Regions from separate parts of the Mus musculus genome. Here regions 2 and 3 are each linked to region 1. The links are chromatin loops, found by intact Hi-C in ENCODE. Cell type or tissue: left cerebral cortex. All regions are shown on one strand. Links, peaks and the distances in the headings refer to the core of each region. The heading gives the core; the rest is flanking DNA.

Region 1 (5,777 bases), core at 813-4,812:
ACAAGTTTACCCTATGCTAAACTCGTCAAAATGCCCAGTGGCTTTAAGGTTTGGATTTTAGGCCAAACTGCATATCCTTCCATGAGTTGAAAGACTTTAAAGTGATCAACACTATACAAAAGTGTAGGTGAGCTAATAGCCAACTTCTGCTTCCTTCAGGTATTCAACAGGGTCTTCAGAACTCTGCTCAGATGATGTACAGGAGGAAAAATTCCTGAATGGGCTATAGACTGGATATGCAGGAAGCCACCACTAAGTTAAATTTTATTCTCACCCCTACCCCAATTTGTTAAGAAGTTTTGGAGAATTGATTTGAGACAGAGAAAGCAGTGGTTGTGTATCAGGGAAGAAGGAAGACAAGTTTTCTGTATCTTTTCACTTTAATTCCATGTCAGACTTACTGCTATGGTATTTGTACCCTTGGCATCTGTTTTTACCTTTACATAGCACTTAGCTATTTAAGAGCTAAGTGTGGAACACAGAATCTAAGAGGTTCCACCCATCTATGATATGAGATAATCCAAGGTCTTTTCTCACCAGCAGGATTAGAATTTTATACCTTGAACTAGTTAGGGTTACTATTGCTATGATGAAACACCATGACCAAAAGCAGAGGAAAGAGTTTATTTGGCTTAGAATTCCACATTATTGTCTATCATGGAAGGAAGTCAAGGTAGGGGCTTAAACAGGGCAGGAGCCTGGAAGCAGGGGCTAACACAGAGGCCATGTAGGGGTCATGCTTACTGAGTTGATCTTCATGGCTTGCTCGGCTTGCTGTCTTGTAAATCGCAGGACCACCAGCCAACAGGTAACACACCCACAATGGGTCAGGCCCTCCCACATTAACCACTAATTAAGAAAATGCTCTACAGGCTTGTATGCCCAATGTTATGAGGGTATTTTCTTATTTGAAGGTCCTTCCCCTAGGGTAACTCACGTGTTGAGTTGACATAAACTCGCCAGTACCAGCCCATATCCTATTTCCTCATCCGTGTTTTCTCCCTTCTTGACTCACTGGATATTTAGAACATTTGGATTTTGCAGTTCTTCTGGAAAAATGATCATATATATATATATATACATATACATGCAGGCTCAGAAGTGCAGTCAAAGGATTGAGTAGCAATATGCCAAAAACACTCAAAAGGAATCTAGCCAAACATGAGGAGGAGGGCACTGAAGCAACCAGTCATTTAAGGGAGACACTTGAAATGACAATGAATGCTCTTTTAATAGAGATATTCTTACTGAGATTTGCTGCCAGGTCCAGCTGAAGTGAATTTTACTCATGTCTGCTATATTTGGTCATTTCCCAAGGGCAAACTCATTGCAATCTATTGGAATTTTAATATTCCCAAGGTTACAAGCCTTGTTCTTGTTTGTAGTAATTCTTTCACCTGTCCTGAAAATCTGGGGTGAATATTCTAGAATGAAAAGTCACTAAAGAAGGCATGGGGTGATGTTCTAATTATAAAATGGAAAGTGTTCCAAGCTGGGTAGAATTTTGTAGAAAGGGGCCCTGGGGACAGTTCAGGTAGAAACTGGGTTTGACAGATACTTAAATATAGACAGGAGAAGTTTTGTACATTTCTGTCTATCCAATTTTTTTAATGACAAGAACCCCTATTATGATACAAAGGACTGGCTTCTTTTTGTCCCACCCACTGCTCTTTTGTCCCTCTTTTCCCTGTTTTGAGAATACATCGTCTACTTTTGAATGTTATTTTTCTCTGAACATCCTAAACAGATGTTTTCATTTGCTAGTCTTTAGAGCATTTGGATTTAGTGGCAGTATCAATGTGCTTTCGTGTGAACAAATATACCTGTTAAACTTACTCAATAGGATCAATTCCCTATTCTGCAGTGAAGTGGGCAAAACTTAAATGCATATCATTCTTGTGGCAAGATCCTTGCCCAGGCAATCTAGATTAAGAGGCATCTGAAAAAATTTCCAGAGTCAATAACTATTTGAAATGCAGATCAATAGGTATAAGGAATGTCTGGGATAAGGTCCATTGGGCAGAAAGTGGGCTATGATTTCAGGAGCTAACAAAGTTATTTGTTTGACAGCTGGAGGACCTTGAGGGAGCCATCAGGCCCTCTTGATGGGTAATTTACTTCATTTAACTCTTACAATGCCATGGGCAACTCAGGAGTAGCCTTGTCCTAGAATTTAAAAAAAAAAAACTTTCTAGGATCTCTGTTATTTTCACTTTCCTTCCACAGTGCTCTGTTGCCTAAATGGAGTTGTTTTGGGATGACTTAGTTTGCTTTTCCCAATTCCCAGCATGCATTTTTAGTGAGAAACTGTTTTACTTCCTTTTTCCTCCAGGTCCATTCTAGATGAGCATAGTTGTGATATTTAGGGTGCTTAATTTGTAGCCTGGACCAACAAACTGTCTCTGGGTTGTGCCTCTGTCCCGGGCCCATGGTGCTGGATTCTGCAGAGCCTCCGCAGAAGCAAGAGGAATCCTCCCCAATTTCACAGGGAGGATGTATCCACTACTGCACTTAAAAGACAAAAGTACCCACCACCAATCACAGCATCCTAGACCAGGGGCCTCTTTGGATGCCAGGAGGAGGGTTGGGGACACCAAGGCACCTCCGGAGCGCCCTCTGGCGGGGAGCAGAGCGTTCATCCCACCCCCACCCCCCTCTGCCGGCGCGGCGCCCCCGCCCGGCGCTCCAGGTTCACTCTTGGTTTCTCACTCCGTGAGACACAGACGGCAGCTTTCTAAGCGAACCCGGCGCCAGCTGAAGCGGCGCCACCACAACTGCCACAGCCAGGACAAGCCCTAGGCACTGGGAGAGAAGACGAAACCCGGCAGCCCCGTTCCTCTCTCTGCACGGTCCTTGCAGTGGACCCGGCAGCTCCGGGTCCCCGCCGACCCCCTTTGCAGCCACTTGGCGGGGTGTGCCAGGACTTGGTTGCAGCTCCGGCGGGAGGTGGCAGCGGCCCGGAGAGAGGGTGTGCAGCCAGGACTGGGTAGCAACCCGAGAGCACTGGGCTGGGAGGAGGCGGCCGGAGCCCGCCGGTGTCTCCCGCTTCGTCGCTTCGCAAGCGGCACCGCCTCCCCGGGCCGGGGCCGCTTGGCCGGGTCCTCTGCTTGTTCCCGGGCCCGGAGCCCGCGCACTATGTGCGGGGCAGCGTTCTGATAGCCATCCACCTCCGCCTCCGCCGCGATGATTCCCCCCGAGCCTCCGCAGCCCCAACTGCAGCCACCACCTCCACCGGCCCCGCCGAACCATGTGGTGACCACCATCGAGAACCTGCCAGCTGAGGGCAGCGGCGGCGTGAGCCTGTCCGCCTCCTCCCGGGCTAGCATGCGCCAGAGGATCCGCAAAGTGCTGAACAGGTGAGCACAGGCTCCCAGTGGGGACACCAGGGACAGGCACTGCAGGCGCCTAGCCCGCGGACCCCTTTCTCCCCATCCGACGTGTCCCCGAGGTCCTTTGGCACTGGGTCCTAGCCAGGGGAGAGAGCCAGGGCTCGCTCTCTTTCCCTGCGCTCTCAGAGAGGCCGCGACAGCTTTGTCCTGACGCTGGGATCCCCCAGTGGTCGGGCTGCAGGCAGGTCCGGAGAGCGAGTTGGAGAAAGGCGGGGTTGTTCTACCTGCAGATGCCCTGTGTGTGTCCATGCTCACGCCTCGCATCCTCACGTTGTATCACTTCCCCTTTGCACTCTTATCCCAGCTTTGCGCTTTGGGGACACCCCCACCCCACCCCAACATGGCCCGGGCGGAGGCGGGAAGGCCCCGGGCTGCGGTGATGGCGTGGAAGTCGCCAACCTCACGCTGTCTTTCGCTCCGCCCTGGTGGCACTGATTCCCCTCCCCAGGGGCATAAGGTGAGGATACCCCCACCCCCAACCCCAGACAGAAGGGGAAACACTTCTGCCTGACATTTCACTCGCTGTGCAGACTCTTGATGGCTTTTGGAGTAAGAAAAAGAGGCTAGAGGCCTGGGCCAGACCTGAACAAAGTGCAAGATCTTGCTAGAAGGGTGTGTGAGAATCAGGTGCCTAGTTACTCTGCTTCACACTGCCCTGGTCTCTCTGCTGGAATCTACGTAGTGGGTTATTAAGGACAGACATGTTTTAGGACGAGGGTACTATTGACAAGAAAGTAGAATTTCCTGTAGTACCCTCATTCAGCTCTGATGTGAAAGGGAGTTTTGCTACTTAACTAACTTAAATGATTGACGAGCTGATAGACAAAATCCACACAGCCAGTTGTGAGAGTGTGTCGTTTTCAGGGTTTCTGTAGGGTAACCCTTCCGATCTTATTATTCATACAGGTTTCTGTGTGGTACCGTTTTCTGGTAACAGTGATTCCCTGATCACTCACTTGAAACTGTTTGGGTCATAAAGCTTTGCTGAGAGTACAAATATATGTAAAGAAATAACTTGAAAATATTTTTATTTGGTGGGAATGGTTGCATACAATTCAAAAATTCCTTGTTACGATCTAATGATCAACAATAACTTATTTATAGGCATTTCTACTACCAAACAAGAGTTCACTCTTCAGTGAGACATAAATTGGCAATAGAAAGTCCAGTTTTTACCTTATCATTTGTAGCTTTGGCTAACACACCCCCAAATATCGCATTTAAAAAGACGATTTTAAAATGATAAAAAGCAAAAGAAATAGGGAAGATAGTGTGTGTGTACTCTGTGAATACTTGCCATTTTAAAGTCGCAATATTTTAAACAGAATACAGTCTTAACTATTAAATTATTATTTTTCTCATCAAAGTAGAAAACACCAATGCTATCATTCACTTGTTATTTTTGAGGTCATTCTGCATATATAATGAATCCTATTGCCAGGAATGAATAACTGACAGAGGTAGGTTTGAAGGGACTTGGGCACTCCTTTGCCTCTACCTAGCCACAGGGCTTGCAGCAGAGACATTTATCTTCTCTGGTCTTAGGCTCTTCATCTGTGGAATGTGTTTAGTGACACCTGTCTGAACTCTCTATCATATCATGCTTTTAAGAATTAGATAAAACTGAAAAACTAAACTGTGGAAAACGGAAAGTTTTAAATATCTTTTATTCAGCCCAGTTTTTTGCTTTTTTGTTTTTTGTTTTTTTGTTTTTTTTTTGTCTAAGACAAGTTTAAGAGCCACATAGGTAAAGAAAGTGAACTCATGGCTTTCATGGGTAGCACATTGCATTTTACTGAGCCTTATGTGAGCCTTCTGTGGCTTGAGTGGCATTATTTTCTATGTACAGAAGAAAAACTGAGACTTAGGTCTGGTTAATGACATTTTTATCTCAAAAATATGGAATGTGAAGCAAATTCTTATTTGTCTCTCAAACTCTTCAAACATTTCAGAATCATTCTTTATATTATAATAACTTTCCTCATTCCTGAAGAGATAAGGGCACATTATTCTTTTGAAAAAGGGACTAAAAATTTTGAAAACACTTTAAAAATTGTGATGGAATAATTTTGTTTGCATAATAGATTTGGGTTTTGTGACAGTATTGTTTCAATAATATTGGTAGCAACTCCAGATCGACCAGGCTCCTTCCTATTGGTCAAGTGTGATTGGTGAGGGTTGGCAGTGTTTAGATATTGTTCAGCTTGTTAAACCATCGTAGAATGATGGCTATGAAGTCAACTCACTGGGGCCTAATCATAAGCATATTCATTTATTTAGTTACATCTCAAGATCTCATAGTTTGCCTCCTTTCCCTTCTCTCTCCCTTCACCCATGTTGCCTTATTGATACGATGTTGTCAGCTCTTCCCTTTCATCTATCCCTGAT
Region 2 (4,800 bases), core at 478-4,477, 270 kb before region 1:
CACCACAGAAAGTGGCCTGTGCAGAACTTTATAATCTGGACTGCTTGCTAGGTGCTGAAGAACATCATTTCTACCGGAGTATTAGAATAAAGACCCAGTTGTTGAGGCTAGTACTTCAGTGTCCTAAGATGTTACATTCTAAACACATTTACAGTTATTTCTGAGAACTCTAGGGAAGCAGGAGAACTATGTCAGTCCAAAGTGACACAGAGAACTGTCCTGCATAAGACAATTCTGTCCCTAGTCTACTGAGAGCCACAAAAGCAGCATAGTGGTCCTCCACTGCTCTATCCCATTAGGAAGCTGAACATCCTTAGTATAAGAGAATCGCCTACCTGCTTCAGCTATTTTAGAAGGAAATCGGCTGCCTAGAGGTAAAGGATCCATGAGACTAATGGCTTTAATCTTGCCAGAGTAGGGAGCATGAGAGCAAAGAGCTAAGCACATCAAAGAAACATGATAGGGTGGCAGCTGGGATGGTCAGGTTTGGTGCCTCTGGGACAGTCAGCTAGGTCTCAGTGAGTGTCTAGCAGCTTCCCTAGGACATCATCTGGGCTGTAGAACATTAAGCTGCAGCCAGTGCAGAAGACTGCATTTTGCTGTTGTTCATGGTCTTCCCCCTCTTCCACTACTTTATCTACTCTCAGAAGAGCTATGGCTATCAGACCAAGAGGGAGAGAAGTGTGTAGGGCGTGCCTCAGCCTTAGCTGACACTTGTAAATGTCTCTTTTATTTCCTCAGAGGAAGGGATGAGATGAGAGCTGTACCCAGGTTATATGGATACATGGCTTGGAATGAACCCAGAGTGTTTCCTTCTCTGTTCTAAATATCCCTAGATCTATGCCTGGAACCTTCTAGCCTCCATACAATCTAATCTTCTGAGCTGACTGATTCAATCTGGCTTCTTACTGAATTGCTCTGACTGGCTTCATACTAACTTTGGCAATATGTTCTAATATGTTCTGACTCTCATTCTCTGACTCATTCTGTCTTCACTTGTATCTAGTTTGTTCCCTCTGTAACCTATCTCAGTAAAACTGTTTTTGTAAAACTGCCATACACATATACTACCCACCTCCCCACTCCACCTCTCTCTCTCTCTCTCTCTCTCTCTCTCTCTCTCTCTCTCTCCTCCCTCCCATAACTAGCATCTGTTTCCTGTCTGTTTTTCTGTGAGTTGGACGTATCCTATCTCTCACTCAATTTTTTTCCTGATTCATAACTTTGCCCTTCAATTAAACATCAATTTCAAACATGGATGCTTCCTTCAACAAACTAGCCTTATCTTCATTGTCAGGGATTACAGGTATGTGCTAAGGGAGTGTGTGTATTCCAGCCAGATCATACTGTAATCCAGTGTGGATCATGGCCAGATCATATCTTTGGCTACGGTTATTGAGAGGAGCCATGTTGCCCAATTAAAATTCCTCCACAGGCATTTCCTGCCAAAGGCAACAAAACTTGCAGATGGACATGAGACTCACGTTTTAAACTAAAGCAAAGCAATTCTTACAGAAATGAGACCAATTAAAACAGGTGACAATGGCCAAAACATTAAGGCCTGTAGACATTTCCTAATGGGAAAAGGGGCTATACAGTAAAAAATATGTCTGTATTACACAGATCCAACTGTATCTGGGCACTGATTCTCTTCTCAGAGTGGCCACATTGAATCAGTTTCGCTTTTCTGTATTTACCTTCTATTGTGTCATTGGTCTATGAAGGACAGGTGGCAGAGCTTGATTTGTTAGGGACCCTAACAGTGTCAGACCCTAACAGTCTGTTTCCAGGTCCTATGCTGTAGGACTTCATTCCCATTCTGGGACGTTCTATTCTCGTCGGAAGATTGGACAAAGAACTGTGATGAGACCTCTCCAAGAACACTTGAGCCTTTGGGGACAAGAACACTTCTGTTTGGGGACCGTGGTCGATTTCCAGCATCTACACTTGCTGATGCGGTGGTGGATTCTCTCTGTGTAACTTCCAGTTCATTTAGATTGCTTTTAACTCCTTGGGAATCGTTTCTGTCATGGCCGTGAGGGGGAGATAGGCAACAAATCTCAAGCTGCAGATCCTCCCCTCAGTCTGAGGAACAGCCCAATCATTCCATAGGAGAAAGGCTAGAGGCGTTGGCGCGTCGCCCTCCTCATCCCCAGGGGGCGCCAGCGGCCCGGAGCCAGCCTCATTCTCAAGCGCACGCTCTCTTTAGCAGTGCGGTGGCGGCTCCAGCCACGACTCCCGGTCGCGTCGGAGTTCCCCGGCAGCCAATCAGAACTCTCCATGTACTAACGGGGGCGGGGCTGCGGAGGGCGGAGGAAGATGGCGGCGGGGGCTAGGTGAGGTGTTGGCAGTGGCGAGGGGCTCGGGCGCGGGGGGTGGGGGGACGCGGAGCGATGGCCCGCGCCGGCCGCTGGGGCGGATAAGACCCTGTCGCGCCGCGGGTGTGGGCCGGAGGGAGGTGACGGTGCCCGAGCGCCACAGGAGTATGACGGGGCTGTACGAGCTGGTGTGGCGGGTGCTGCACGCGCTGCTCTGCCTGCACCTCACGCTCACCTCCTGGCTCCGCGTTCGCTTCGGCACCTGGAACTGGATCTGGCGGCGCTGCTGTCGCGCCGCCTCCGCCGCGGTCCTAGCGCCGCTCGGCTTCACGCTCCGCAAGCCCCGGGCCGTCGGCAGGAACCGGCGTCATCACCGGCACCCGCACGGGGGACCGGGACCGGGACCGGGACCGGCCGCCACCCATCCTCGGCTGCGCTGGCGCGCGGACGTCCGGTCCCTGCAGAAGCTGCCGGTGCACATGGGCCTGTTGGTCACGGAGGAAGTGCAGGAGCCCAGCTTCTCAGACATCGCCAGCCTCGTGGTGTGGTGTATGGCCGTGGGGATCTCCTACATTAGCGTCTACGACCACCAAGGTGAGGCCGGGTGGGAGGTGGGGTGACCGAGGCACTTCCGAGTCTGAGGACTACGTTTCTAGCTAGTTTGTTCCCGGTCGTCCTGCGAGGCCGCCGCCCTCTCCAGGCCCTGCGAGTTTCGGTAGCCCTTGGCCCTTACACTGTGCTGGTGCTTTCGAGGAAGGGAGATCAGTCTTATTGAACGTTGACGTTGACAAAGTCTTTAGATTTGGTTAGTGTTTGTAACATGTAAAAGATATTTAATGTAGTCCGTTAAGGGAGGTGGTTTTCTCTGGCTTTGTTTCACGAAAGAGGGAGCTGACGTTCAGAACATTAACTGATTTGCCCAAGGTCATAAAAGTAACGGGGAGTTAACCAGTCTGTGCGCTCTTCAAAGTGTCTCTTCAAGGGGGTTCAATGAACTCATCTTAAGGGCGACCAAGCAGTGGCGGCTTTATACGTGAGCTGCATTGTAGGATTTCCAAATGAGCTCTCTTGGAGTTAGGTGGCATTTGAATGGGGTTTCTGAAAAGTGTGTGAGAGTTTTGATAGGCCTGGAAAAAGGCCTGAAATCACGTGTTGCCATTTCACCTTAGAGGCCAGTACAGTACTAGATACACTTGTGTTCCTTCAAGTAATCAAGGCAGTGGATTTCACCACGGGTTTGTTAAGGACAGAACTCAACACTTACTGCATGACAAGCCTAAAGCGTTAGTTATAATGGCAAATATATTTCTTGGAATTTTGCCTTCGTCTCAGGCTGGAGGGGAGAAAGGGACACACTCACAGAGGTGATGGATGACATTTGGGGAGTGTTTCTACTAGAAAGGAGATTCTGAAAGGAGGAACTTGAGAGTTGGGGTAGAGGAGATGAAATGTTAGTAGGGGATTGAAGACCAGGAGCGAGATAAAGAGGAGGCTCTAAATGTCAGCCTTGCATTTCCGTCAAGTCTAAGTGCCTTGGTGTTTCCTTAAAGCTAGAGATGGGCTGAGTAGGGTGAGTCAGGAGGATTGGTATGCAGGAAAGAAAAATGACGGCTTTCTTCTCCGGTAAACTGCCTGCATGCTCCGGAGAAGCAATTTTGAGTTTTGCCTTTAAATCTTTGTCAGCTATGTATTTGAGTTTGGGGTTTGGTTGGGGTAATAGTAACCTCTGACTACTTTATTCTCTTTTACAGCTAGCAAGGAGGATGACTCCCCAGGAGTCTGTCATCTGAAGTGATAATTTGCCCTATAGGGTAAAGTGCAATATATTCAGAGACTGACAATACAGAGTTTCCCGAAGGACTCATGAAACCAGTAGAAGTCTAGGAGGCGACATGGCCCTTGCCTGACCCAGTGCAGTCAGTAGTGTGGGATATAATAAGACAATAAAAAAGGAAATCAAAGGCATTAAGTAACGTGGATTGACGTACATCCAGTAGGAAGGAAAGCTAGAGCTGAGTTGTTTGACAAGACTGCTTCCAAGCAGGAGTTCACAATACATCCACACTTCCTTGTTCCTGCAGTTCCTGTTACTCAATTTCTGGTGTGATTCAAGTCCTGTGTCATATGCTCTTTGAGGGAAAATTATTAGCAAGGAAAAGAAGCCAACTTAAGCCAAGTTTTGACCTAGAACTAAATGGGGATTTAAGGGGCATTTTTTTTTTTTAACTGAATAGACTTCAAGGATTCTGTGTGCTTCTGTAGAAGCACTTTGTTTTAAAGGCCATAATTTCATAGTTTGAATAAGAGATCTTTACATATCCTGGCTTTTGACTGGTTCTTTCTTTCAGCAAGCCCAAGTTGGGTGTATATGAAATAGCATAGCTTTCTAAGCATGAGAAAGCATGCAGGAGTCAATGAGAACAGAACATAACGAATACATCTAATATAAGTGTGCTGGACAATTTATAGTTTTAGACACACA
Region 3 (4,800 bases), core at 478-4,477, 270 kb before region 1:
GTGCTGTTGTCCCCCGGTGGCTCTAGGAAGAAGGGAAAGTGACCTTTGCATTGGAACTCCCAAAGGTACATAGGATTAGGAGCTCAAACACTCCCTTGTCCCTCCCTATATGTGAATTGGAAATGCCACCTCTTTGGTGGCTTTCCCATTAGATTTTCCTTAACGTGTTGAATTGGTCATTGGGAACAGTGAGTATAACAGGTAGGCTTCTGTAGCAGAATGTTGGAAAACAATGTAAGATGAATGCCCAGGCAGCTGTTTTGCTCATATGTTGTAGAAATCTATCCCAAAGTTCAGTGTTTTAAAATAATTACGTGTTGACTCAGTACAATTGGGCAATTTTCCTTGCAGTCACTTACATACATAGATTGCAGTCAGTCAATTGGCAGAGACATAAAGGTTGCCATGTGTCATCCATTTTATGCCTGATTCATAGTGGCTGGAGTGGAAGAGATGGTCACCTGTCTTCATAAGGCTACTATAGGCTTTTTTATATAATAGAGACTTCAAAATGATCCACTTGCCTTCAGATCAAAAGTTCTGAGAATCAGACCAAATCTGCAAGGCCTTAGGACCTAGTTTAAGCAAGCAGTCACACTGTCTGTCTGGAATGAAGGCAGTAGATTTTACTTCTCAGGGGGAAAATGGCTTATGCCTCAAGGTAGAGCTGAAGGGTGTTGATAGCAGCCACTGTGGAGACAAGCCTATGATTTAATTTCCCCCTAGCCTACATCTCATCAACCTCACATCTGTATTTAAATACCATTCATTCTGATTATGATGGGCTATAGGTTGCTTTTAATTCTTAGACTAAAATACCCATTGACATTTACTTTCATTTGTCTCTTCCTGTGAACCAATGACCAAGTTTGTTTGCTTTTGTCTTGGTAGGCTGGCCTCCAACTTAAGGTTCTCCTGCCTCAGCTTCTCTGCTGCTGGGATTACAGGCATGGGTCTGGTTTTTAGTTGTTTGTTTATTTATTTATTCTGAAGTGAGTTCTTCACCTGGAGTGTCTTATGTTTTGGTGGTCACTCTGGGGATTGAACTCTGGGCCTTTGGCACTGTAGCCCTGAGCGATTCAGTTAAGCCTATGTACTTCTTCATTATACTTGCCAACCGTTTTGATTATGCTAACTTCTGCTGTATTTATTCATTGAAAGTTAAAGTTTTCTTAGAAGATTGGTCAGGAAATTTTGAGCTCACGGTTCTTATAAGGAGAATTGACTATTTTATCTGTGTGTTTATGATTTAGAAAATGATTATGATAGGAATTGTGTTTAAAAAAAAGTGTTTCTTAAATGTATTTGATGATACAGCCTTGGGGCTCTTCTGCTTTTTTGTGTTCACTTGAAGTACACAGTGCTCCAAATAGTCGGGTTGGGTACCCCTTATTGCCCAGTTGGGTTGGTACTACGATTACAGTAGGTCTGTTTAGGGGAGTTTGAGAAAGAGTCCTTGAACGTTCATGGCACCACTGACTCATCACACTTACTGATCAGCTGAATTAAGGTATTCCAACCCAGGCTTTGCTATTTTTATCAAGCTACTTATGTGGTGCTTCTGCACTCTGGAGTTTGACCTGAACGTAGAACAAAAGGTACTGTGCCACTTGCCTTATGTAAGAATAATCATGAGTTGGAGATGGAGATGCAGTTTAGTGGATATGGTACCGAGACCCAGCATACGCATGTGCTCACACACATGCACAGGCACATGCACACACCTCATTTCAGCTTTTACATTCTTATTCACATATGAGGACAATTTGGGGGTAGCGTTACTTATTATAAATAGAAACGAGTCAGCAAGGTATTATTTTCTGTATTATGAGAGTTGTCCTTTCTGCCTTTATCTCTTTATTTGTAAATCTGTGCTGTGCAATAGATTTTGGGTAGTTATTTCTCACTAGCCCTAAAGAGACTGCCCAGTGCCACCTCAGCCTTCACAACCGATTTCTCCCCCAGCTCTGTATCTCTACATTTAGGCTATTTGTTTCCACCTCTTTCTGGAGTATTCACCTTCTGTTTTGGAAATGACTATCTCTGATCCTTGTGAGTACCTTCATCTCATGCTAGTGTCTCCTGCCCTTTGTGAGGCATCTTACCTTTGTCTTACTGTGTTTCTGGATCTCCTGAGAACCTTGGGCACCTCTAAAGATACGTGTGTTTTCTTCCTGTGTCTGCACTTGATGTGCATCCATCAGAAGCTCCGCAGATGTCCTCGCTGCTTCTCCTTTGGGCTTCTTCCAGGGTGTGCCTGGGGTTAAATGCCTGCTGTGGTTGGGCTGGACACATTCTTTGACAAGCAAAAGGAACTGAGTTGCAGCTCTTGTTTCCCAAGAGTGAACCTTAGAGTCCTCCAGGAAAGTAAATTAGTCTATTCTAGTTTGACCTGTGACATAGACACTAGCAGGAGATATAACTCTTAGTGTGATTATTCTCCTTGTGTTGAATTAGAGAGATGTTGGAGTTATTGAAAGCCCAAATACATCCAGGATTGTATTTGGTATACTGAACAGTGTACCTGGAGTGTTTCTATGTAGAAATTAGTGGAAGGGAACCTCTGTTCCCAAACCTCACCTTTGTATAGCTCACTCCTTCCTAGAACTTCAAATTTTATTTTACCATCTCCTTTTTCTGGCAAAGGATTCTTTACCAAAATCTTATCATGGTCTTAGACTGTGTAGCCAAGCCTGGCTCCTTGGTGGGCTCTTCAGGTTATTTCATCCCTGTCCTGCTTCATCTCTGAAAGGTTCTCTCCTGCTTTGCTCTTGTGATGTAAGGAATAATTCTGTTCTTAGTACTCTTCTGTCCAACTAGTACTAGATCTATGCATTAAGCCTTTTAAACAAAGATTTATTTCTAATTTGTGTGTGTGCTCCTTAAGTGCTGGTATTCTCAGAGGCTGGAAGTGGAGGCCACAAGAGGAGGCCAGAAGAGGGCAGTAGATACCCCGAAGGCAGCTAGCTGTATTGGTTATGGGAAGTGAACTTGAATCCCCTGCTAGAGCTGTCCATGATTTTAACCACTGAGCTTTCTCTTTAGCCCCGTATATTAAATTTTAATAGAAACCATTATTTTTTGTTAAATTCTTTAAAAAAAAGCCACTTAGTTCTTTGGTTCTGGTTCTGAGGTGTGTGTATCCCAGCACACTCATGGAGGTCAGAGAACAACTTGTAGGAATTGGCCCTCTTCCACCATGTGTGGCTCAGGACTCCAGGCTCAAAGACAAGAAGAGCCCATCTTGCCATCCTCTTTGCTCGTTCTCTCTGTGTGCTATGTGCTATGCAAAAAATGTAGTAAATCTAAAAGATTTCCAGCTCAAGAAAGAATCAGAAAGCCAAGAGACAAGCCTAAGGAAACAGGTTTAGAATTTGAACCGTTTTTTTTTTTTTTTTTTTTTTTAAAGCTTTTGTTCTTACAGCTTATGTTGATTTTCCTCATTTAGAGAACAGACAATAGTCCCTTTATGGACTGACATGTTGCATCATCTTCAGGCCATGGTATCATGGTACTGACTTCCAGGTGATAGAAACTTTTCAAAAAGGGCATTTTAAGGCAGATTATGTTCCTTCTCTTATCTCATTGATGTAAACATTGCCCCAGCTCTAGGATACCTGTTTACTCACCACAGTTCAACCTTATAGAGTTTTTGCTGATCCGTGTGTCAGAGAAGCAGAGTTGGGAAGACAGTCTTGTTTCAGATCATGCAGCTTTAGCTGGCGGTGCTGCTGGGGGGTGCAGTGAGGGGTGGGGAGGGGAGGGCTGTGCCTGCCTCATTTGTGAAGCTCTGTGCTTGTTTCTGGTTGTTGATGAAACAGACAGACACCTAAACTAAAATGAGCTGGAGCTGAGAAAGCCTGAGTGCCTTCTTCATTTACATACTTCTGTGTTTGAGCTACTTAAAGCCATCACACAAAGCCACCAGCACACACTTGTTTCTTTGCTGTAGTATGTTAACATTCTAGCATAATTGTTGATCTGTGAGATAAAATGAGGCTCTCCATTAAAATTAAATAAAATAGTTCAGTGGCTTAGAAGGATTTATGGTTACGATTGTGGTAGTCATGTAAAATTTTAATATAGTTTTCATTTAAAATAACTGTAGTATTAAGTATATGTTTTCTTCTCCAGAGATTCCCCTCCAGTAGTGTAATGGTTGTGTGTAACAGAGGTTAAGTGAAGGTAACCAACAGGTAATTTACTTAGGTCTCGAGGCATTGTATATAAGGAAATACTGCTTTAATTGTATAGTTTAGAGGAGCTTAATAACTAGGAAACTGTTTCAGTTTATTTTTCTTTTCTTTGTCCTATAAATCCTTCTTGCTAGCTGTTTCTTAAAAGGTCTGCTTCTATAAAAGGAACACTTGTAAAAATTGTAATATCAAAAGGTATGTTAAATGTGTATTTTAAAAGTCATTTTATTAGATTGATTATACATTTCACATGAATTTTGAAGAACCTTTAAGAAGTACAGGCAAGATTTGTTGAAAGAAACTTGTTGTTTCTTGGTTTTCTTAATTTGGAAAGGTCATGTTGTGTCTTACTGCCTGGCTAGTATGCCCTTGCTTGGCCATGAGGGAGGGCTGAATGGTGAGACCTCTATTCCATCCCAGAATGTGATTTACCTTCCAGAGCAGATACTTCTTCCTCTCTGTGCAGCCCTGGCTGTCTGAGAGCTAACTTTGTAGACCAGGCTTGCCTCAAACAGAGGTCTGCCTGCCTCTGCCTCCTGAGTTAGTACTGAGTTTAATCCTGGGATTAAGAGCATGCACCACCGCTTTCCCCAACATTGTTTTA

Evidence for each region. Hi-C counts contacts between places; a loop is a spot of excess contacts. Peaks named below come from ENCODE experiments on the same cell type or tissue, not always from the same donor. Only the 100,000 strongest peaks of a DNase experiment are listed, where the experiment ranks them.
Region 2: a loop joins it to region 1, with 5 times the contacts of the local background. A loop is called at or near these places in 6 of 42 quality-filtered maps.
Region 3: a loop joins it to region 1, with 4 times the contacts of the local background. A loop is called at or near these places in 7 of 42 quality-filtered maps.

What each region holds. Positions count from the first base shown.
Region 1 is chr10:52,687,814-52,693,590 of GRCm38, forward strand. It overlaps Slc35f1 (solute carrier family 35, member F1), which reads left to right and starts at 2,688. Exons shown (of 8, transcript NM_178675.4): 1 at 2,688-3,356. The coding sequence starts at 3,184. In left cerebral cortex, for the core only: a CTCF peak has its summit at 2,598 (motif pointing left); DNase peaks (open chromatin) are centred at 2,730, 3,344 and 3,508; H3K4me3 peaks cover 2,408 bases; H3K27ac peaks cover 1,594 bases.
Region 2 is chr10:52,415,257-52,420,056 of GRCm38, forward strand. It overlaps Nus1 (NUS1 dehydrodolichyl diphosphate synthase subunit), which reads left to right and starts at 2,291. Exons shown (of 5, transcript NM_030250.2): 1 at 2,291-2,912. The coding sequence starts at 2,486. In left cerebral cortex, for the core only: a CTCF peak has its summit at 2,146 (motif pointing right); DNase peaks (open chromatin) are centred at 2,199, 2,548, 3,193, 3,387 and 1 more place; H3K4me3 peaks cover 2,760 bases; H3K27ac peaks cover 1,676 bases.
Region 3 is chr10:52,420,358-52,425,157 of GRCm38, forward strand. The region is part of intron 1 of Nus1 (NUS1 dehydrodolichyl diphosphate synthase subunit); the gene reads left to right. Among named protein-coding and RNA genes, the nearest start is that of Nus1, 5.2 kb to the left of the region's middle. In left cerebral cortex, for the core only: a CTCF peak has its summit at 2,937 (motif pointing right); a DNase peak (open chromatin) is centred at 2,932.